Regions from separate parts of the Homo sapiens genome. Here region 2 is linked to region 1. The links are chromatin loops, found by intact Hi-C in ENCODE. Cell type or tissue: pancreas. All regions are shown on one strand. Links, peaks and the distances in the headings refer to the core of each region. The heading gives the core; the rest is flanking DNA.

What was found. A loop is a pair of places that touch in the nucleus more often than their neighbours do. Peaks named below come from ENCODE experiments on the same cell type or tissue, not always from the same donor. Only the 100,000 strongest peaks of a DNase experiment are listed, where the experiment ranks them.
Region 2: it touches region 1 in a loop (5-fold over the local background); 104 of 110 quality-filtered maps call a loop at or near these places.

Annotation. Positions count from the first base shown.
Region 1 is chr3:113,272,956-113,281,864 of GRCh38, forward strand. BOC (BOC cell adhesion associated, oncogene regulated) reads left to right here. Exons shown (of 20, transcript NM_001378074.1): 8 at 114-386; 9 at 1,420-1,727; 10 at 5,140-5,302; 11 at 5,718-5,828; 12 at 6,294-6,500; 13 at 6,869-7,050; 14 at 7,603-7,708; 15 at 8,076-8,198. Among named protein-coding and RNA genes, the nearest start is that of BOC, 66 kb to the left of the region's middle. RefSeq lists enhancers at 1-818, 3,060-3,159, 3,570-3,649. In pancreas, for the core only: no CTCF peak of the experiment used is centred there; DNase peaks (open chromatin) are centred at 240, 1,636, 2,446, 3,327 and 1 weaker place; H3K27ac peaks cover 3,243 bases.
Region 2 is chr3:113,040,910-113,053,429 of GRCh38, forward strand. All of the region lies in intron 1 of NEPRO-AS1 (NEPRO antisense RNA 1), which reads left to right. It overlaps LOLI1 (lncRNA oncogene in liver cancer 1), which reads right to left. Exons shown (of 3, transcript NR_189285.1): 3 at 10,004-10,796. It also overlaps the pseudogene DNAJB1P2. Among named protein-coding and RNA genes, the nearest start is that of RMP64, 27 kb to the left of the region's middle. RefSeq lists an enhancer at 10,615-10,794. In pancreas, for the core only: no CTCF peak of the experiment used is centred there; a DNase peak (open chromatin) is centred at 5,472.

The sequences.
Region 1 (8,909 bases), core at 81-5,080:
AAAAGCAACAGCCAAAGGGCAGGGGAGCTGCTCCTAACTACATCCCTCCCAGCCCATCTGGCCCTGGGACAGAAAGACACAGCCCTTCTCACCCTGCTCTGGTTTCCTGGCAGAACCCCCTGAGGTCACCATGGAGCTATCCCAGCTGGTCATCCCCTGGGGCCAGAGTGCCAAGCTTACCTGTGAGGTGCGTGGGAACCCCCCGCCCTCCGTGCTGTGGCTGAGGAATGCTGTGCCCCTCATCTCCAGCCAGCGCCTCCGGCTCTCCCGCAGGGCCCTGCGCGTGCTCAGCATGGGGCCTGAGGACGAAGGCGTCTACCAGTGCATGGCCGAGAACGAGGTTGGGAGCGCCCATGCCGTAGTCCAGCTGCGGACCTCCAGGCCAAGTGAGTGTAGCCCAGGGGTCTGAGATTCCAGCTGATGATTCACTGAATCCTTTTCTCAAATGAAATCTAACTTGGAACCCCAGTATATAAGATAGAAAAAAGTAGCTTTTAGTTGTAAGCTCAAATTTATATGAACTTAATAAATCTGAAGTACAGATTTTCACTAATGAAAATAACCCATTTAATTGCTGTATTTTAAAAAAATATTTCTGTGGAACCCAGTTTGACAACCACCACTCTAGTGCTTTGGTAAAGAAAAGCCAGTCTGTCCTTCTCAGCAAGCTTCATTCCAGTTGGGGCCTATGCCAGCTGAGCAGTGACCATGCTCAACCTAGGGAGAGGTAATGGGGATGCAGAGCAACAGGGCAAAGACCCTGCCCTCGAGAACTCCCCTATGGAGACGAAACTTACCAGGGAAACAACTTGAGAAAAATACAGCAATGAATATAATACGATGCTAAGTCAGCATTATCGGGTGCCCATGTCCTGTGGTGGGGAAGGTCAGGTAGAGGAGAGACAGGTGCTGGCAGATTCTGTGGAAACCTCCTGAAGGAAGCACTGCCCCTCCTGGCCTCACAGACTCTCAGAGGACATTCCCAGTTGCGTTCATATCTCATATTCAGTAGGAAAAGGCCCACATGGTGCCGTGGTGTTAAAATTCCACCATGAAGGGACATGTCCCCACCTCCAGCCTAGACCGAGAAGGAAGGCGCAGGGTTCCTGGGCCTCGGGAGAAAATTGAGTTAGTTCACTGGAGATGCACCTCACGTGGATTCAGGAGTTTGCTTGCCATACCCAAGCCACCCCTGAGCCCTGGCCAGGCAGGCCAGCCTGCCTTTTCCTTCTGGCAGGACAGGGACACCAGCGCTGTCTTCCACGGAGCCTGGCTGGGCAGCACAGAGTGGGTGGCGGTACAGCTGATGGTGGGCCCAGGTTGCCTCTCTGTCTTCTTTCTGTTTTCTCCCCAGGAACAACAGCTCAGCAGGTAAACCAGGAGACTAACCTTTCCTTCTGCTTCCTGTTGGTCCTCCAGGCATAACCCCAAGGCTATGGCAGGATGCTGAGCTGGCTACTGGCACACCTCCTGTATCACCCTCCAAACTCGGCAACCCTGAGCAGATGCTGAGGGGGCAACCGGCGCTCCCCAGACCCCCAACGTCAGTGGGGCCTGCTTCCCCGCAGTGTCCAGGAGAGAAGGGGCAGGGGGCTCCCGCCGAGGCTCCCATCATCCTCAGCTCGCCCCGCACCTCCAAGACAGACTCATATGAACTGGTGTGGCGGCCTCGGCATGAGGGCAGTGGCCGGGCGCCAATCCTCTACTATGTGGTGAAACACCGCAAGGTATGGCCCTGGTGTGGGGCTGCTGCCTCCCCTGCACAGCCTTTCCAGCAAGGCTGAGCAGAGTCACTGTCTCTTGGCCATCTCCCCTTGAGCTCCTGAAGCCTGAGCCGGTAATCCCCACCACTAAACAGGCCCTTCTGTCTCCTCCAGTGTCCATCCCTGCCACCTCCCAGGAAGCTGGTTGTAAGATGGGTGTGTGGGACCCTGGAAGGCCCAGGAAAAAGCCTTGTGCGTGCATCCAGTACTAAGCTCTATGCACTCAATTCCCAGAAGCTCACACTGGCTTCTAGTCCCTGAGGAGACCGTGAACAGTCTCCCTGGTAACCATCACCCTCCTTCTTGCTTTCCTCTGTCGTTAGTTGTTGATGTTACATTTTGGTTTTTTATGAAAGTAAGCCGTGCTGGGTACATACCTGCAGGAACCCTGGCATGGTAAGCCAGCTGTAATGCCAGGAAAACAAATATTTGTGAACAAGTGTTTTCTCTGTAGGCTGTGAAACACCCGCTCAGTTCTCAGAATCTGTCATGGCTTGGGTTGGACAAGCAGGCATTTGAGCTCAAAGCACATCATGTTGTTCAGACCTCAGCTGTTTCTCCTTGACAGAAGGAAGTCTGTCCAGGTGAATGCTTCAGGAGCTGTCAGGGAGGGAGTCTCGGGCTCTGACAGGATGCGGGGGCAGAGCCCAGCCAGGCCTATGCTCCTGGACACTGTGTCCTGTGAGGCAGGGCAGGGTCCCCAGGCCGCCACTCTCGCTCAAGGCCGTGCTCTTACCTGCCGTTACCCCACAGGGATGAGGACATGAAATTCCCTGTAAGAAAATGTCCTTGAAAATGTTTTTGTTCACTCCAAGTATATGCCATTTTCTTTCTAAGGCCATTTGATAGTAGAAAACTATTATTCTTAAATGGTTTTTTAAAAATTGTATGTGATAAAAGCATATACATGCTGATTTTGCTTATAAAAATGCTATGTGCACTTGATGGAAAGCATATGAATGTGGAATTAAAAGTCTTTCTCCACTCCTCCCCACCTCCACAAACAAGCAAGAAAACAGAACCAACCCTGCACAGTGGAGAGCGCTAGCTGTGCGGAAGCTGTTTCCCTGCCTTGGAGCCCTGGCCCCTGACTCCTTCTATTCTGTTTTTTTCCCCTTACATGCTCTCCTAGAAGTCCTTGGGTCAGGACAAGTCCACAGAGACCCTGGGGTTGTCAGAAAGACACCTAAGGCAGAGCACCCCCTATGCTCCCTCTGCTGCCTCCCCAGAGGCAGGGGGACGGGGCGAGCAGTTTCTCATTAGCCCTCCACCTGCTGGCCTCTTCATAGGCAGCCAGCAAAGCGGGTGAATGAGTTTTTAACAAAAAGCAGCATTGTTCACATGTTGTAGGGCAGGGCTGGTCCTAATCCTATTTCCCCATGTAACTGGACACCTCCATCTCAGAGTTGTAGACAAAGATCAGGGCAGGCCAAACGCCCATGGTTCCCAGGAGACAAAACCCAGCATGAGAGCAAGACTAATATTTTTCAGGCCAATAGGTGGCCGTGAAGCAGCCTCGCAGAAGAGGCAGATTGGCAAAGGCCATGCCGTGGTGATCCGGAAATGCCAGGCTCAGGCCGCATTCACCCCCTCAGTGTGTGTGACAGTGACTAATTACCCTTCTATTTCTTATTTTCATTTCTGGGCCCAGTGGAAGTGTGAGGCCAGTGCTGGGAGGGCAGGGTACATGGGGCGCAGGGGAAGTGAGAGTCCGGACAGGCCCCTGCTGCGTCTGGCTTCTCTCAGGCTCCAGCCTGGGGTCTCCTCAGCCTGGGGTTGCCAAGGCAGAAGTTCTGGCTTGAAAGCAGTTCCTCTCTTACGGAACTAACAAGTCTTAAAGATCACCCGAGAAAGAATTTGAAATCGAAAGTCAGCATTCGGGCTGTGTTTTTTCATCCCCCTTCTCTTGCTGGGGATTGGGAATCATTCAGCTAATTTTCACTGTTTCACATCCATGAAGCAAGTTTCATTTCCTGGTGCATCTGCAGACCCTGGGCTACTGTGTTTGGGTTTCCAGCACCACTGGGGAGTCTCAGTTTGTAAAAACGTCTCCCCTTGGAACAAATCCTGGAAGCCTGACAATGAGCCCAGACCATTCCTGTGCCTTGAATGGTAGGTTTTGTTCGACTTTGGAATATTCTGCTCAGAGAGAAGAGCTTTTCCTTACAGCTGTTTTCTTCCTTCAGCAAACCACAACTTGAGGCTCCAGCAGGTTCTCTGGGGTGTAGAGTTGGCAGTAAAGTCTGTTGTCCCGAAAGGTGGCGCGGCAAAGATGAGCAGCCTCTCAGCATCACCTGTTGGGGAGCCTGGAGCTCCCTTACTTTTTCCTTTAAAGAGCTAGGAATTTGAAGCTATTAAAGATTAATCCATCACAGTCACAATTCATCCACAGTTTTTAAGTTCTGAGCAAGGACTGAAGGCAGGAGCGGAAACAAAGAGGATTGAAATGATAGAAACTGCACTGGGCTGAGGATGTGGAGAGGGGTCTAGAGAGGCCAGGCATTTGCTGGGCATCTACTGTGCACCAAGCTCACTGTGGGGCACTTTATACAACTTCTCTCATTTAATCTTCAGAATAACCTGAGAGAGTTTATTTGCCTCATTGGTGAAATGCAGAGCTGAAGGGTCAGAGAGTTAGGGGACTTGCTCTGAGTTACACAACCGGGATTTGAACCCAGGACTTTGGATCCCAGACTCTTCTTCCCAGGATAGGGTGCAATGATGGGCATGCTCTTTGGAGTCAAGTCACCGTTTTGGTGCTCACTAGCCGTGTGGCCTTGAGCAAATTGCTCATTTCTCTAAACCTTAGTCTCCCTATTTGTGAAGTGGAAACAATATTAACACCAATCTTTTGGGCTATTTTGAGGAAAAGGAAGTAGCACCTATAAACTGCTTAGTTCCATGCATAGCACAGAGCAAGTGCTTAGCGAATGTTGCTATTTTAATGGGTGCTGATACTTTCGTTACCTTTCTCATCATTGTGTCTCATTAGAATATAAGCAGAGGGAACTGCATTTGGTTTACATACAGAAGGAGAAAGAAAACAAAACATGGAGATTCTTTGAAATACAGGGAGAGAAGGTCTTTGGAGGAGTTCTCAGCAATATCAGTCAGGCTGTCTGACTTCCCCCACTGAGGTTTCTTTGATGAGATCATTAGACGAGGGATCAGGGAGCCTGACTTGAATGTCCCAGTGAGGTTGGTGTCCCATAGCCAGGGGGGCCAGTCCGAGGCTGTGCCACCCTAACCCCAACCTGGCTTATCGTCCTTCCCCTTCTCCTGCCCTCTTGGGCTCAGCGCTGCTTTCTTTGTAAACCATAGCCCACTCGTAGCCCGAGGCTGAGATGCCGGTCTTTATACCAGCTACCTTCTCCAGCAGGTCACAAATTCCTCTGACGATTGGACCATCTCTGGCATTCCAGCCAACCAGCACCGCCTGACCCTCACCAGACTTGACCCCGGGAGCTTGTATGAAGTGGAGATGGCAGCTTACAACTGTGCGGGAGAGGGCCAGACAGCCATGGTCACCTTCCGAACTGGTGAGAGTCAAACATTGCCCCTTGCTTAGGGTTTCCGTGGGTCTAAGCAAGTTCCACTGGCCCAGGTGAGAATTCCTGCTCACCTTGCCCCAGCTGTTCACCTTGAACTTCATCTTTCCTTCCAGCTACTGCCTCCTTGTGGTTTGTGTGCTAGGCTGAGGTCCCAGCTCTCATCAGGAGAGTAGCCAGCCGGCCTCTCTGGCACCCCTTCATCCCTCTCTCACACAGGGGCCAGCAATAGTACCACAACAGAACCAGTCTCGGCCGAGGCTGAGCCCACACCCTCAGTGCCCCGGATGCTTATTTGCATCACTTTGTCATGCCGCTTAGCAGAGTCTCAGGCAAAAAGGACTCTGTGGGAGGGAGATCTCATGCCTGCTTCCTCCCTTGCTGACTACAACCCATTTCCACCCAGGACGGCGGCCCAAACCCGAGATCATGGCCAGCAAAGAGCAGCAGATCCAGAGAGACGACCCTGGAGCCAGTCCCCAGAGCAGCAGCCAGCCAGACCACGGCCGCCTCTCCCGTAAGCCGCTAGCAGCAGGGACGGACGCGCAGTCAGGACTGGAACTGCCTCAGAGGCCTGTTCCCATGGCTGAATGGGGTCTTGCTTCTGTAGGTCCAGGGTTTTTATGACATCTCCCAGTTAACCACAATGAGGAAATGTAGTTTGGAGCTTTTTAAATAAAAGGCTGGCATTGATGCTGGGATTGCTCACTGGGTGCATCCAGAGAGCAGCAGAGGCCAGAGCTGTGGTCCTTGGGCCTCCACACTCTGGCTTTGCAGAAGGATAGCATAAGGGGTCTTAGCTCAAAGCCCAGGCAGCCGTGGGGAGGTCTGATGTGAACACCAGTGGGTGGAGGGCTGTGGGGAGGAGCGGGCCCGTCAGGAGCAGGCCAGGCCCAGTGGGCATACAGCGTCATCTCACCCTGCTTCCTTCCTCACGTCATCTCACCCTGCTTCCTTCCTCACTGGATACGGTCTTTCCCAGCCCCAGAAGCTCCCGACAGGCCCACCATCTCCACGGCCTCCGAGACCTCAGTGTACGTGACCTGGATTCCCCGTGGGAATGGTGGGTTCCCAATCCAGTCCTTCCGTGTGGAGTACAAGAAGCTAAAGAAAGTGGGAGACTGGATTCTGGCCACCAGCGCCATCCCCCCATCGCGGCTGTCCGTGGAGATCACGGGCCTAGAGAAAGGTAGGGGCCTGGCCACACCGTGGCCTTGGCCTGATCCCCCAGCTGCCCCTTTCCGCCTGGAGGAGGATGACGAGCCTGGGATCCCCTTCTCTCGGCCCAGGCCCCCACCCACCAGCATGCCTCCATGTTGCTGTCTGTGGTGTTTACCACAGTCCTAAAGCCTTCTGCCTCCCTCCAGAAGAGCATCCAGAGCCATCTCCCCTGCAGCTCAGCTCTGACAGTGGCGGGTGTTCTTGTGAGGCCTTTGAGAACTTGCTTTGGGGAAGGGCTGCCCAGAAGACCCCTCCAGGTCCTGGGCCTTGAAAGGCCATGGGAGAATCAGAAGGTATTTCCCAGCTCCTGAGTTCAGTGAGTGTCCCTCTCACCAGGCACCTCCTACAAGTTTCGAGTCCGGGCTCTGAACATGCTGGGGGAGAGCGAGCCCAGCGCCCCCTCTCGGCCCTACGTGGTGTCGGGCTACAGCGGTCGCGTGTACGAGAGGCCCGTGGCAGGTCCTTATATCACCTTCACGGATGCGGTCAATGAGACCACCATCATGCTCAAGTGGATGGTAAGCGGGCCTGGCCGTGGACTGCAGTGGAAGACGGCCTCCCCTAAATGCCCTTCCCTGTGAGCCTGGGGATTAGACTCCCCCGAACAGGGCACCTGAAAGCTTCATCAGTGGAATTTGGGAGGCTCTTAGTGGCTGGAGCTGCTCTAGTGGTCTCCTGTTGATTCTGGTGCCTTGACCTGGTAGACCTCACCCTCCTTCCTGCCCTTCCCCTGACACCACAGGGGATCCCAACACAACTGTTCAGGGCCCCTTCTCAGCCACAGGGGCCCCTCACATGTCCAGGGAGATCAGAAGCAATTGAAGTCTTTGGAGAAATGGCAATTTGTTTCTTCTCTTCAAAAGCTTAGGGACCTCTAGGCTAAATAAAATAATGAGTAATCTTTACAACATTTTTCAGAGAACCTCAGGGATATCATTAGAAATCTTTGCCAGGGGTCCCAAGTGAAATTCAAACTCTGGACTGGGGTAGAACCTTCATACACCAGTGGTTTTGCTTTGATGATGTTTTCTCTGCCCATTGTCAACTTGTTTCTTCTCCATTCCCTATAGTACATCCCAGCAAGTAACAACAACACCCCAATCCATGGCTTTTATATCTATTATCGACCCACAGACAGTGACAATGATAGTGACTACAAGAAGGATATGGTGGAAGGTGAGACACAGTTCTGTGTTTATAGCTTCTGCGTGATATAGTTTCCTCCGCTGGCATGGGGGACAAGGTATTGGTGAAATCTGGTGAAGCATAAACCTGCATCTGGTGTGACACGAAGCTCTAAGCTCCGTGTCATTGACTCATTCATAATACCCTTGAAGCTGTCAACTTCATGAACCCATGTGATGATGGGACAACCTGGGTGGACACCTAGAACATTTCCTCCAGCGTTCCTCCACACGCCGCCCCTGTGCCAGTCAGTGGCATCCTCCCCCACACACTGCCCCAGCTGAGTCTGACTATGAGATTGGGATCAAGAAAACCATATACACATTGCCATGCACCATTCTCTGACTCTGTTTCCCAGGGGACAAGTACTGGCACTCCATCAGCCACCTGCAGCCAGAGACCTCCTACGACATTAAGATGCAGTGCTTCAATGAAGGAGGGGAGAGCGAGTTCAGCAACGTGATGATCTGTGAGACCAAAGGTGAAGCTCTTTGGGTTCTCTCTCCTGTCTTGGTGTTTCCAGCGAGGGAAGGCAGAGTCACCATTCCCTGTGCCTGTGCGGTGCTGGGCCTCTTTCCCAGGAAGACTCTTTGTTTTCCAAATACCCTCAGACTTGGTCATGTTTCACTCTCTACTCATTTGTCTGTGCCTAATACTAAATAGACCATGATGACACCTTCAAGGAACTTGATAATTAACTCATCCATGAAATCAGGGGATAGACCTCATTCTTAAGTTGGGAACTTCCTATAAATACTTTATTCCTGCAATGATATTTGGTGCTTACATGGGTTGGTTTATTTAACTGAACTACAATCCCATGAGATGGGAAAGGAAGTGGGCATGAGGAAGCTGTATACTGCAGCCAAGGCCATGCAGCCGGTTAGGGGTAGAGCATGCTTTGGGCCAGGATTGTCTTAACTACAAGACCAGCCCCTTTCTGTTGCACTTAAAACATGTTAAACATAGTCACATAATAACTTGTTAATATTTGCACATTGGTCAGATGGGGAGATAGCATTATCTCCGTTTTGCAGATACTGAAAGTGAGATAAAGCAGTTGTATTGCAAAGAACATAATCAGGAGAAGATCACAAAGGAATAGGAATAGAGACAGAACAACACATTTTTCTCTCATCAAGGCAATGGCATTCTCTCTCCTGCTTCACTGGCTTTCAGTTGTTCAGCAGAT
Region 2 (12,520 bases), core at 2,976-7,975, 230 kb before region 1:
TTTAACACAATCCCTAATTTACAAAAGCTATTTCTAAGTCCATTGTTTGAAGCTGAATGCATTCTCTGACAAAATTAATGTAAAGGATGATGTTAAAGATCCAGGGCCAGCCCACCAAAGCCACTCTACTGCAACCAGACACGATATTCCTACCAGTCATTCCATAGAGACCAACTCTGGATCCCAGAATTGCTACAGAAAAGTGCTTTCCATGGTCAAGGGCAAGATAGCAGGAGCATATCTTTCCTCATCTTGTGTTACCCTCCACCCCAACAAGCCTTGGCAGCCAAAGTGGGAGCTTTTTTTTTCCCCCACTCTAGTGCATGACTTTGAAAGATTGTAATATAGTCCATGGAAAACATTCGGCAGTCTGAAAGACTTCCCTGGGCCCACCTGTCCTCTCATGGTCAACTGGAGAACGGTCCAGAAATCCTTGAGCTCTGGAAAGCTTCCTGGTTAGTCCTTGGGGAATGCAGGTAGCTATATTGGAAGAACCTGCTCAAGTACAGTTCTTGACATCTGGGGAATCCATTAGGGGAAGATCACTTCAAACTCAATAATGAAGTCCCCACATTTCTTGGGCACTTTAGGGAGAGGGAAGTCTTCTCCAGGGGCTTTTCACTGCATGCCAGGCCTGATGACTTCCTTGAAAACGATGGGTATGGTCTTTCCGTCCAGAGTGGGATGTTCACTGTGCAGCCACACAGAGCCTTCCAAATGCTGATCCTGGCAGGATAGATGACATCAGAGCCATTTCTCTTAAAAATACTATGTGGCTTGTCCTTTAAAACAAAGACGATGTCAGCTGGAATGTTTTTAGAGGTTTGGTCTCCTTCCTTGCTTGGGGAAGGTCATTTTGGTCCCTCTTTCCACCGTGTTTTCACTTCAATGGTCCAGATCTTGTCTTGACTAGAACCAGTTTCCTCACCATGTGGAAAGTGGGAGCCGGGACTTCCTCAGCAATGAGCCTTGCCATGGTGGGGGCACGGAGGTGGAAGGGAGCTGCTTCCAGGCCTGGGGTAGGGGCTCCCACCAGGCATGGTCCTGAAGGAGACAGGTGATGGGATGTTACATTAGGATGACTAGGAAGATGCCAGGGACCCCTAGGATGGGGAAGAAATGTTTTCCTCATGTACTTTTCCCCTTGTGGAAGCAGCCATCTTAGAGACTTTGGTTCCTCTCCATCCCAAGTCCTCCATCATCCCACTTCCTTTAGTGTCCTCATCTCCAGTAACCTTCATATCGACCTCACTGCAGGCATGCACTCTCCAGCCATATCCCAAATCTTAGCATCAATCAGAGTTGTTCCTTCTCTGAAATCATGAATTCAGACATTTCCATTTCTGACAATAGTTTCCTATTTTCCAACTTTCTTACTCAAGTTACACCCTATAAATCTGATCTTAAACTGCACTGAATCACCAGTCCCCAGCACCCTTTTCTCTCTCATCAGTACCCCCACCTTCATCTTTATTTGTCCCCAGTCCATTTCTTGCCAGCATTCTCAATTCCCTCGCCCCATTGTACTTCCATGAGATTTGCCAGGCAAATGCCCAACTCTATAATAATTCTACTCTCTGAATGTTCTGGGATTCCAGAAAAAGCAGAACCCTTAGATAAGAACTCTCTCAACTTTCTGACACCAACCCTACAAACTTACTTGTCTCCCACTCATCCTGTCTTCCATTCTTTCACTTACAACAGATAAGGTGACCCTCCCCTCACCCAAGTTAAATCCTCCCATTTGCATCCTGTGTCCCAAATCCTTCTGCCTTCTCATAAGCTTCAAGCAATTAATAAGTCCCCTACTTTCTTACATCAACAATAAATTCTTTCTATTGGGTCTTTCCTATGAGTACTTAAACATTAACAGGTCTCTTCCATCTTGGAAAAAACAAACTCTTTCCACTCAAGGTTTCTCCACTTGTCCTATCTCCCTTTCCTTCCTTTCCTCCTTCCTTTCTCCTTTCAGAAAAGTAGAGAGAGATGATGAATTCCACAGCCAAACTCCTTGAAAGCCTAACTCCTACTTCACCAAATACTCACCCTTCTACCAATTGCAATTTAGTTTCTAAATACTAATATTACAAGATCAGTCAGCATACCAGCAAAAAGCAGAATTCATCCCACATGGTTCAAGGGAAGAAGCTGCTTACAGAGATATAGGCAGGATGAAGGCATCAAAAATGGAATCGTGAGGCACTCCAAGCGCAGTGACAGTAGGAAGCCATTATCATTCCTAGGGCCAAAGAGACAAGAGGAGGAAATAGAACAGTAAGAGTGAGAACCGGGGAGAAGAGGACACCTGGTAGGAATTGATGTCAAGGAGTGGTGGACTTACTGCCTAAGATAAGACACTAAAGCTGTATGGAACTGGGGAAAAATATTCTGCTCTCTCTGTTTCATTCATCCCATCTGTCATTGCTTTCCATTGGCCAAACCCAGCTGAAAGCTAGAGGGCAAGGGAGCCTAAGTGATAAAGTCTACAGAGCTCAGCCTTCAGGGACACAGGGAAGAGGGGAGAATGGTGGATACACAGAATAACCAGAACATTCACCCACAACCTCCTTTTTATAAAAGTCAGTGTTTTGCTTGGTATTGTTGACCACTGCCTCCTTGAAATAATCTTTTCCTGTGGCATGTGTGGCAGCATATTTGGCCACTTTTCCCTCTACAGGATGCTCCTGCTCAGTTTCTTTTGCTGGTTCCTCTTCCTCTGTCCTTTCCTTTGTATTGGTGTTTTTTTGTTTTGGTTTTTTTTGTTTGTTTGTTTGTTTGTTTTACAAACTCCCAAAGCTCCATCTATAAGTTGAAAATTCACAAAGGTATACCTCTATTTCAGATTTCTTTCCTGAACTTTAGACTTCAGGGTATGTAACTAGAGCACATCTCTGTATATCTGATGATCTTGAAGCACCTCATATTCAATGTGTCTTCAGTTGAACTCACCTCCCACTCTCCTCCCTGAAAACTCACACCTCTTCGTGTATCTCACTGAATAACATTACTACCCACTCAGTTATCTAATCAATCACCCAAGCCATTCTTTTCACTGCTGATAGAATGATTTTCCAAAAATGAAAAATATGATGATTTTACTCCTTTGCTTTCACTGGCTTATTAATTCCATGATAAATCTGAACTACTTAACGTGGCTTACAAAGGTTGTGTCAAATACTTCTAGGTGTTCAGCAAGATCCATGTTCTCCTCTTATTCCTGGGTGCACAGCTGAGCTACTTTTTCTAGCCTTTCTTGAACCACATTTGGCCAAATGACTGAGTTCTAGCCAATGGATGCCATTTCCAGACCAGTGCGTTTTAAAAAACATCTGTCCCTCTTTCACACTCTCTATTTCCCCTTCAGCTGTGAGGATGAAGCCCTAGGGGATGGCAAAATCACAAGAAGGAATTATGGCCTGGAGAAAAGCCATTGCACACCAGGAACACCTGCTGGGACCATTAGGTGAACTAGGAATATATTTATTTCAAAAACTGAGTGTAAAGAGGTTAAGTAGCCCAAGGTCACATGGCAAGTATTCAACAGAGCCCAGATTTCAATCCAGATTGCCTTATACCAAAGGCTAGGTTGATATTTGTGGTGTACTGCTCTTCTTATTATACATTAAGGGTTGTATTCTATGGCTTAATTGGCTGTCTACAGCCAGTAAAAGCTTTTTAAGAAAAAGGACCATGTATGCTTGCTAATTATTGACTTTTAGTACCCAGCAGTATATCTGGCATATAATAGGTACACAATAAATATTCATCAAGCCAGGTGTGGTGGCTCACACCTGTAATCCCAGCACTTTGGGAGGCTGAGGTGGGCAGATCACCTGAGGTCAGGAGTTCAAGACCAGCCTGGCCAACATGGTGAAACCCCCGTCTCTACTAAAAATACAAAAATCAGCTGGGCATGGTGTCACGTGCCTGTAATCCCAGCTACTCGGAGGCTGAGGCAAGATAATTGCTTGAACCCAGGAGGCAGAAGTTGCAGTAAGCTGAGATCACAACACTGCACTCCAGCCTGGGCAACAGAGTGAGACTCCGTCTCAAAAAAAAAAAAGAAATTCATCAAAAGCTGTGATCTGAATATTATATCCTCCAAAATCCTTACGTTGAAATCCTAACCTCCAAGGTGATGATATTAGGAGGTGGGCCTTTGGGGAGGTAACTAGGTCACAAAGGTAAGAGCCCTCATGAATGGAATTGGTGCCGTTGTAAGATAGACCCAAGGTAGCTCATTAGCCCCTTTCACCTTTTGGGGACACAGTGAGAAGGCACCAACTATGAAGCAGGAAATGAACCCTGGCACCAACTATGAAGCAGGAAATGAACCCTCCCCAGATACCAAATCTGTGGGCAGCTTGATCTTGGACTTCCCAGCCTCCAGAACTGTACGAAATAAATATTTGTTGCTTATGAGCCACCCAGTTTATGGTATTTTTGTTGTAGCAGCCCGAATGGAGTATGACATGAAATGAGTAGCATTGGTGACTTAAGGAGAATATAGTGACAGGGAGAGCCAATAAAACAGTTATTCCTCCTCTCTTGTTTTACTGTTTTTGGCTTGGTGAGAGAAGAGTATTTTGAGGAAAAAGGCAGAAATCTCATGTGTAAAGGGCAGAGGTAAATCAAGAATTGACAGTATCTGAAATGTTATGAACTCTCACATTTCAAAAGACGCCTGAAAGACAGAAAGTCATTTACATGGCATTTAGGAGCTGTCTATAGCTTCTTTTTTTTTTTTTTTTAATTGATCATTCTTGGGTGTTTCTCGCAGAGGGGGATTTGGCAGGGTCACAGGACAATAGTGGAGGGAATGTCAGCAGATAAACAAGTGAACAAAGGTCTCTGGTTTTCCTAGGCAGAGGACCCTGCGGCCTTTCGCAGTGTTTGTGTCCCTGGGTACTTGAGATTAGGGAGTGGCGATGACTCTTAACGAGCATGCTGCCTTCAAGTATCTGTTTAACAAAGCACATCTTGCACCACCCTTAATCCATTCAACCCTGAGTGGACACAGCACATGTTTCAGAGAGCACAGGGTTGGGGGTAAGGTCACAGATCAACAGGATCCCAAGGCAGAAGAATTTTTCTTAGTACAGAACAAAATGAAAAGTCTCCCATGTCTACCTCTTTCTACATAGACTCGGCAACCATCCGATTTCTCAATCTTTTCCCCACCTTTCCCCCTTTTCTATTCCACAAAACCGCCATTGTCATCATGGCCCGTTCTCAATGAGCTGTTGGGTACACCTCCCAGACGGGGTGGCGGCCGGGCAGAGGGGCTCCTCACTTCCCAGTAGGGGCGGCCGGGCAGAGGCGCCCCTCACCTCCCGGATGGGGCGGCTGGCCGGGCAGGGGGCTGACCCCCCCAACTCCCTCCCAGACGGGGCGGCTGGCTGGGCGGGGGGCTGACCCCCCACCTCCCTCCCGGACGGGGCTGCTGGCTGGGCAGAGGGGCTCCTCACTTCCCAGTAGGGGCAGCCAGGCAGAGGCACCCCTCACCTCCCGGATGGGGCGGCTGGCCGGGCGGGGGGTGACCCCCCAACCTCCCTCCCGGACGGGGCGGCTGGCCGGGCGGGGGGCTGACCTCCCCACCTCCCTCCCGGACGGGGCTGCTGGCCGGGCGGGGGGCTGACCCCCCCACCTCCCTCCCGGACGGGGCAGCTGGCCAGGCAGAGGGGCTCCTCTCTTCCCAGTAGAGGCGGCCGGGCAGAGGCGCCCCTCACCTCCTGGACGGGGCTGCTGGCCGGGCGGGGGGCTGACCCCCCCCACCTCCCTCCCGGATGGGGCGGCTGGCCGGGCGGGGGGCTGACCCCCCCACCTCCCTTCCGGACGGGGCGGCTGCCGGGCGGAGACGCTCCTCACTTCACAGACGGGGTGGCTGCCGGGCGGAGGGGCTCCTCACTTCTCAGACGGTGTGGCTGCCGGGCGGAGGGGCTTCTCACTTCTCAGACGGGGTGGTTGCCAGGCAGAGGGTCTCCTCACTTCTCAGACGGGGCGGCCGGGCAGAAACGCTCCTCACATCCCAGATGGGGCGGCAGGGCAGAGGCGCTCCCCACATCTCAGACGATGGGCGGCCGGGCAGAGACGCTCCTCACTTCCTAGATGGGATGGCGGCCGGGCAGAGACGCACCTCACTTTCCAGACTGGGCAGCCAGGCAGAGAGGCTCCTCACATCCCAGACGATGGGCGGCCAGGCAGAGACGCTCCTCACTTCCCAGACGGGGTGGCGGCCGGGCAGAGGCTGCAATCTCGGCACTTTGGGGGGCCAAGGCAGGCAGCTGGGAGGTGGAGGTTGTAGCGAGCCGAGATCACGCCACTGCACTCCAGCCTGGGCACCATTGAGCACTGAGTGAACGCAACTCCGTCTGCCATCCCGGCACCTCGGGAGGCCGAGGCTGGCGGATCACTCGCGGTTAGGAGCTGGAGACCAGCCCGGCCAACACAGCGAAACCCCATCTCCACCAAAAAAATACGAAAACCAGTCAGGCGTGGCGGCGCGCCTGCAATCGCAGGCACTCGGCAGGCTGAGGCAGGAGAATCAGGCAGGGAGGTTGCAGTGAGCCGAGATGGCAGCAGTACAGTCCAGCTTCGGCTCGGCATCAGAGGAAGACCGTGGCAAGAGAGGGAGAGGGAGACCGTGGGGAGACGGAGAGGGAGAGGGAGAGGGAGAGGGAGAGGGACTATAGCTTCTTTTCCCAAGAAAAATTATACCTAAGGAAGAAATTTCCAAATTTCTGCCATGTAGAATGATTTTACATCCAAATCTTGTTCACACTTTAATTTCTAGTTCAGAAAAGTCCCTTGTTTCACCTGCTCTCAAAACTGGAACTGGAAGTAATCTCTTTCATCTCTGAATTCTTTTTTTTTTTTTTTTTTTTTTTTGAGACGAGTCTCACACTGTAGCCCAGGCTGGAGTGCAGTGGTGTGATCTTGGCTCACTGCAACCTCAGCCTCCCGGGTTCAAGAGATTCTCCTGCCTCAGCCTCCTGAGTAGCTGGGATTACAGGTACGTGTTACCATGCCCTGCTAATTTTTGTATCTTTAGCAGAGATGGGGTTTTACCCTGTTGGCCAGGCTGGTCTCGAACTCCTGGCCTCAAGTGATCCACCCGCCTCGGCCTCCCAAAGTGCTAGGATTACAGGCATGAGCCACCGCACCCAGCCCTCATCTCTGAATTCTGATCTCGTTTTACCTCTACCTCTCTTGTGAGCTGCCCATGGTCTGCCTTGTTCTCAAGACATTTACTCTCAGCTCTGTAAGCACCTTCATGCAGGTGATGAATTCATCTTCCATAGTGCTGGCATGTGGGTGCTCAGGGAATACTTGTTGAATAAAAACCAAATGAATTAACTCATGAATAAAAAATCCTTCCTATAGGAACCTATCACTAACCTGGCATTAAGAATTTCTTAATTCAGACTGAGTGCAGTGGCTCACGCCTGTAATCCCAGAACTTTGGGAGGCCGAGGCAGGCAGATCACCTGAGGTCGGGAGTTTGAGACCAGCCTGACCAACATGGAGAAACCCCATATCTACTGAAAATACACAAAAATTAGCCAGGCGTGATGGCGCATGCCTATAATTCCAGCTACTCTGGAGGCTGAGGCAGGAGAATCGCTTGAACCTGGGAGGTAGAGGTTGCGGTGAGCCAAGATCATGCCATTGCACTCCAGCCTGGGCAAAAAGAGCGAAATTCCATCTCAAAAAAATAAAAATTTTAAAAAAAAGAAGAATTTCTTAATTCAAAAAGCACAACAGCTCTAGAGGGCACTGGAACGCATTTGAAAGATCAGTCATACACTGATGCATAATGTGTTAATATCTCATTCTAGTCTCCAAAATTTTTCCTTGATTCTAAGAAGAGTAGTAGTAGATTTTAATTAAAATTGCATGCTTCTACCTGGATATACTTTTTGAGAATTTTCTCATGTTTAGAGCTTAAAAAATAAGCGTATTCTCTTGAAATGTAACTTGTATGCAAAAGTCTTAAGAAGACAGCCTCTCCTAGGGTTTTTATGGTTTTAGGTCTAACGTTTAAGTCTTTAATCCATCTTGAATTAATTTTTGTATAAGGTGTAAGGAAAGGATCCAGTTTCAGCTTTCTACATATGGCTAGCCAGTTTTCCCAGCACCATTTATTAAATAGGGAATCCTTTCCCCATTGCTTGTTTTTCTCAGGTTTGTCAAAGATCAGATAGTTGTAGATACGCAGCGTTATTTCTGAGGGCTCTGTTCTGTTCCATTGATCTATATCTCTGTTTTGGTACCAGTACCATGCTGTTTTGGTTACTGTAGCCTTGTAGTATAGTTTGAAGTCAGGTAGTGTGATGCCTCCAGCTTTGTTCTTTTGGCTTAGGATTGACTTGGCGATGTGGGCTCTTTTTTGGTTCCATATGAACTTTAAAGTAGTTTTTTCCAATTCTGTGAAGAAAGTCATTGGTAGCTTGATGGGGATGGCATTGAATCTATAAATTACCTTGGGCAGTATGGCCATTTTCACGATATTGATTCTTCCTACCCATGAGCATGGAATGTTCTTCCATTTGTTTGTATCCTCTTTTATTTCCTTGAGCAGCGGTTTGTAGTTCTCCTTGAAGAGGTCCTTCACATCCCATGTAAGTTGGATTCCTAGGTATTTTATTCTCTTTGAAGCAATTGTGAATGGGAGTTCACTCATGATTTGGCTCTCTGTTTGTCTGTTATTGGTGTATAAGAATGCTTGTGATTTTTGCACATTGATTTTGTATCCTGAGACTTTGCTGAAGTTGCTTATCAGCTTAAGGAGATTTTGGGCTGAGACAATGGGGTTTTCTAGATATACAATCATGTCATCTTCAAACAGGCATTACCATTCAGGACATAGGCATGGGCAAGGACTTCATGTCTAAAACACCAAAAGCAATGGCAACAAAAGCCAAAATTGACGAATGGGGTCTAATTAAACTAAAGAGCTTCTGCACAGCAAAAGAAACTACCATCAGAGTGAACAGGAAACCTACAAAATGGGAGAAAATTTTCGCAACCTACTCATCTGACAAAGGGCTAATATCCAGAATCTACAATGAACTCAAACAAATTTACAAGAAAAAAACAAACAACCCCATCAAAAAGTGGGCAAAGGATATGAACAGACACTTCTCAAAAGAAGACATTTATGCAGCCAAAAAAACACATGAAAAAATGCTCACCATCACTGGCCATCAAAGAAATGCAAATGAAAACCACAATGAGATACCATCTCACACCAGTTAGAATGGCAATCATTAAAAAGTCAGGAAACAACAGGTGCTGGAGAGGATGTGGAGAAATAGGAACACTTTTACACTGTTGGTGGGACTGTAAACTAGTTCAACCATTGTGGAAGTCAGTGTGGCGATTCCTCAGGGATCTAGAACTAGAAATACCATTTGACCCAGCCATCCCATTACTGGGTATATACCCAAAGGACTATAAATCATGCTGCTATAAAGACACGTGCACATGTATGTTTATTGTGGCACTATTCACAATAGCAAAGACTTGGAACCAACCCAAATGTCCAACAAGGATAGAATGGATTAAGAAAATGTGGCACATATACACCATGGAATACTATGCAGCCATAAAAAATGATGAGTTCATGTCCTTTGTAGGGACATGGATGAAATTGGAAATAATCATTCTCAGTAAACTATCGCAACAAGGACAAAAAACCAAGCACCACATGTTCTCACTCATAGGTGGGAATTGAACAATGAGAACACATGGACACAGGAAGGGGAACATCACACTCTGGGGACTGTTGTGGGGTGGGGGAAAGAGGGAGGGATAGCATTAGGAGATATACCTAATGCTAAATGACGAGTTAATGGGTGCAGCACACCAGCATGGCACATGTATACATATGTAACTAACCTGCACATTGTGCACATGTACCCTAAAACTTAAAGTATAATAATAATAAAATAAAAAAATAAAAAAAGAAGCCTCTCATTTGAATCAAAGACTCAGAAGGCATAAGACTAATACGTTTTATTTAAACTTCTGAAATGAATTTTGGTTTGGAATTAGATCTGAATATATAGGTCTAAACCCTAGTTTAGAGTCTTGAGTGTTTTAAGAATTAGAATTTTCCTGGGTCACATGCTGACTTTCACTTTCTGGAAATGTTTTAAAATGAGCGTACAAGAATTTTATAATGATCTCAAAATACACAAAATGATTGTTCACGAAAAGGAAGAGCAAGTGTGGAGAAATGAGAAACCAGTTCGCAGCAAACAGAAATAAAAAGGGGATGGAATTAAAACTTCTCTTGCTGAGAAATCAGATTCTCATAGAACAACCGTTCCAACTCCATTCATTTAGATGAACTCCGTTCATTTAGATAATAGCTTGAAGTGTAATTATTCCCCGTGGACCTTTGCGCTGACACTTCACAGCATTTGCCTCAGAGATCAGTCGTTATGGCTTGTTCAATACCCGTTTTCTCCACCAGAGGGCAGCAAGAGGCCGCACCAAGATTACTCTCTAAATGAGTCATTCTGGCTTCAGTGAGAAGCCACGTGGAGGAACCTACTACGTTGCAGCCCTCCTCTGCAAACCAAGATCCGCAACCTCAGACAGAATGGAGACAAATCGCCTTATCCCTGGCAGAAGATTTTCAGATAATCGGAGAAACGTCTCACAGGCAAATGCACATGATTTCAAGGCTTGCCCTCTGAAGAAGGAGTCAGTGGTGGTTTTGGACAGGAATGGCATCACTTAAATGTATTTTCAAGGAGCAGAGTCACCTGATGCTGAGAACGGCTAGACTAAAAAAAAAAAAAGAAAGAAAAAAAGTTGATAGGTACTCGAATGTGTTTTATCTGCGTTAAATACGAAATGCCCAAGAATGGGACTTGGAGAAAATGAAATCATTATTTCTACTCTTTGACAGCCTTGAGACAAAATTTCCAAGTCAAATTTATAAGGCCTCGGATTTGGTTGCTTGTTTTGCTTTCTTCTGTCTTGCCAGTTACCTCCTGAGAGTTGGGCAAAGATCAGTAAGATCCCTTTGCTGTGGCTGCCAGCAAGTCTGTGCCTGATTTGACGAGATTCTGAAAAGGTACCAGTGCCTCCTCCCTCCAAGGCCTCTCGTGGAACATAACACCCTAGAACTATGCCAAGAGACAGAGCCAAGCCACATTTCAGTGTCTGCTGCTGCACCAAGCTCTGAGCAGAGGCCATCTTTTCTGCTCAAGAAGTTGTTACTGAATTCTTTCAAGTGCTTGCTTTGGGGACAAAAATGATCAAGAAAGATAGTCTCTGTACAACCAACATTTCCAGGAAACCCATTATTTGTGCATTATCTGTATACTCACAAACACACATAAGCACATGCACACATGCCAAGACACAAAAAGTTTTCAGTTAAGAGAGTCATGTTCCTAAAAGCTTTATCTTTTACACCAGTATTTATTGCTGTCTATCTTCATAAGGTCTACTGTGGGAGATGCTGGCATAGAAAGAACTTTGCCTCAGGAATATACGAGAAAACATAATCAGGGCAGAAAGCAGAGGTATTCAAATAACAAGGTCCTAAAGTGTGTTGCAGCTGATACATGAACTCACATCTAACTCAGGTCAACTCTGGGATAAAAATGAGCATCGAACAGTCTCCTCCCACAAGTATGTAGGCACCATGAGAACAGCAATGTTTAGTTTCTTGTTCCATCCTAAGTGCCCGGAACATTTCTGATGCTCAATTAATGTTTGCCAAATAACAAAAACACTTAGGGAATGTACCATATCAGAGACAAACATACCGTCTCTCAGTAAGTCCCTCCAGCATTAACACAGATTGTGATTTCTTTAGGTTGACACTAGCTGAAGTAGTTGGCTTGGATTTAGGGGCCATGTTGTATGCATCGTTAACAACAATCATATCTAAAGGAGCAAGAAGCTCACCCAGGAGAAGTGTGTGGGCACAGATACTGGTGGAATGAATGGAAGACTCCCATCTAACGCTCTCTCAGGAGGGTTGCTGGATTTAGCAAATAAAAATACAAGGTATTCAGTTACATTTGAATTTCCGATAAATGAGTTTAGCATGGGACAAACTTATATTCAAAAATATTCATTATGTATCTGAAATTCAAAATGAACTTGGCCTCCTGTATTTTACCTGGCAAACCTACCATGGGGCATACACTTTCTGAGTGGAAAGGTGGGAGGATGGTCTGACTTTTTCAATTGTAACCTCTCTTTCTCTCTGGGCACATAGGTTGTATCCTTTTAACTTTAATGTATGAATGCCATTGTAGTATGATAATCACAGTGGATTCCATTTAATCCCATTAAGTGTGCCATCAGAAATCCCAGTATTTTGAAAATGTTCCCTGAGCTTAACGATTTGAGAACCACTAGTGTACAAACTTTAGTAAGCAGCCTTCTTTAATCTGAAGGAAGGGTGTGCCCTATAATCTTCTTCCTCCCCTTCACATTGGGAAATTATTTCTGGGCGGATACCTTTGTTCAAAAGGTTGAAAATAGGCTT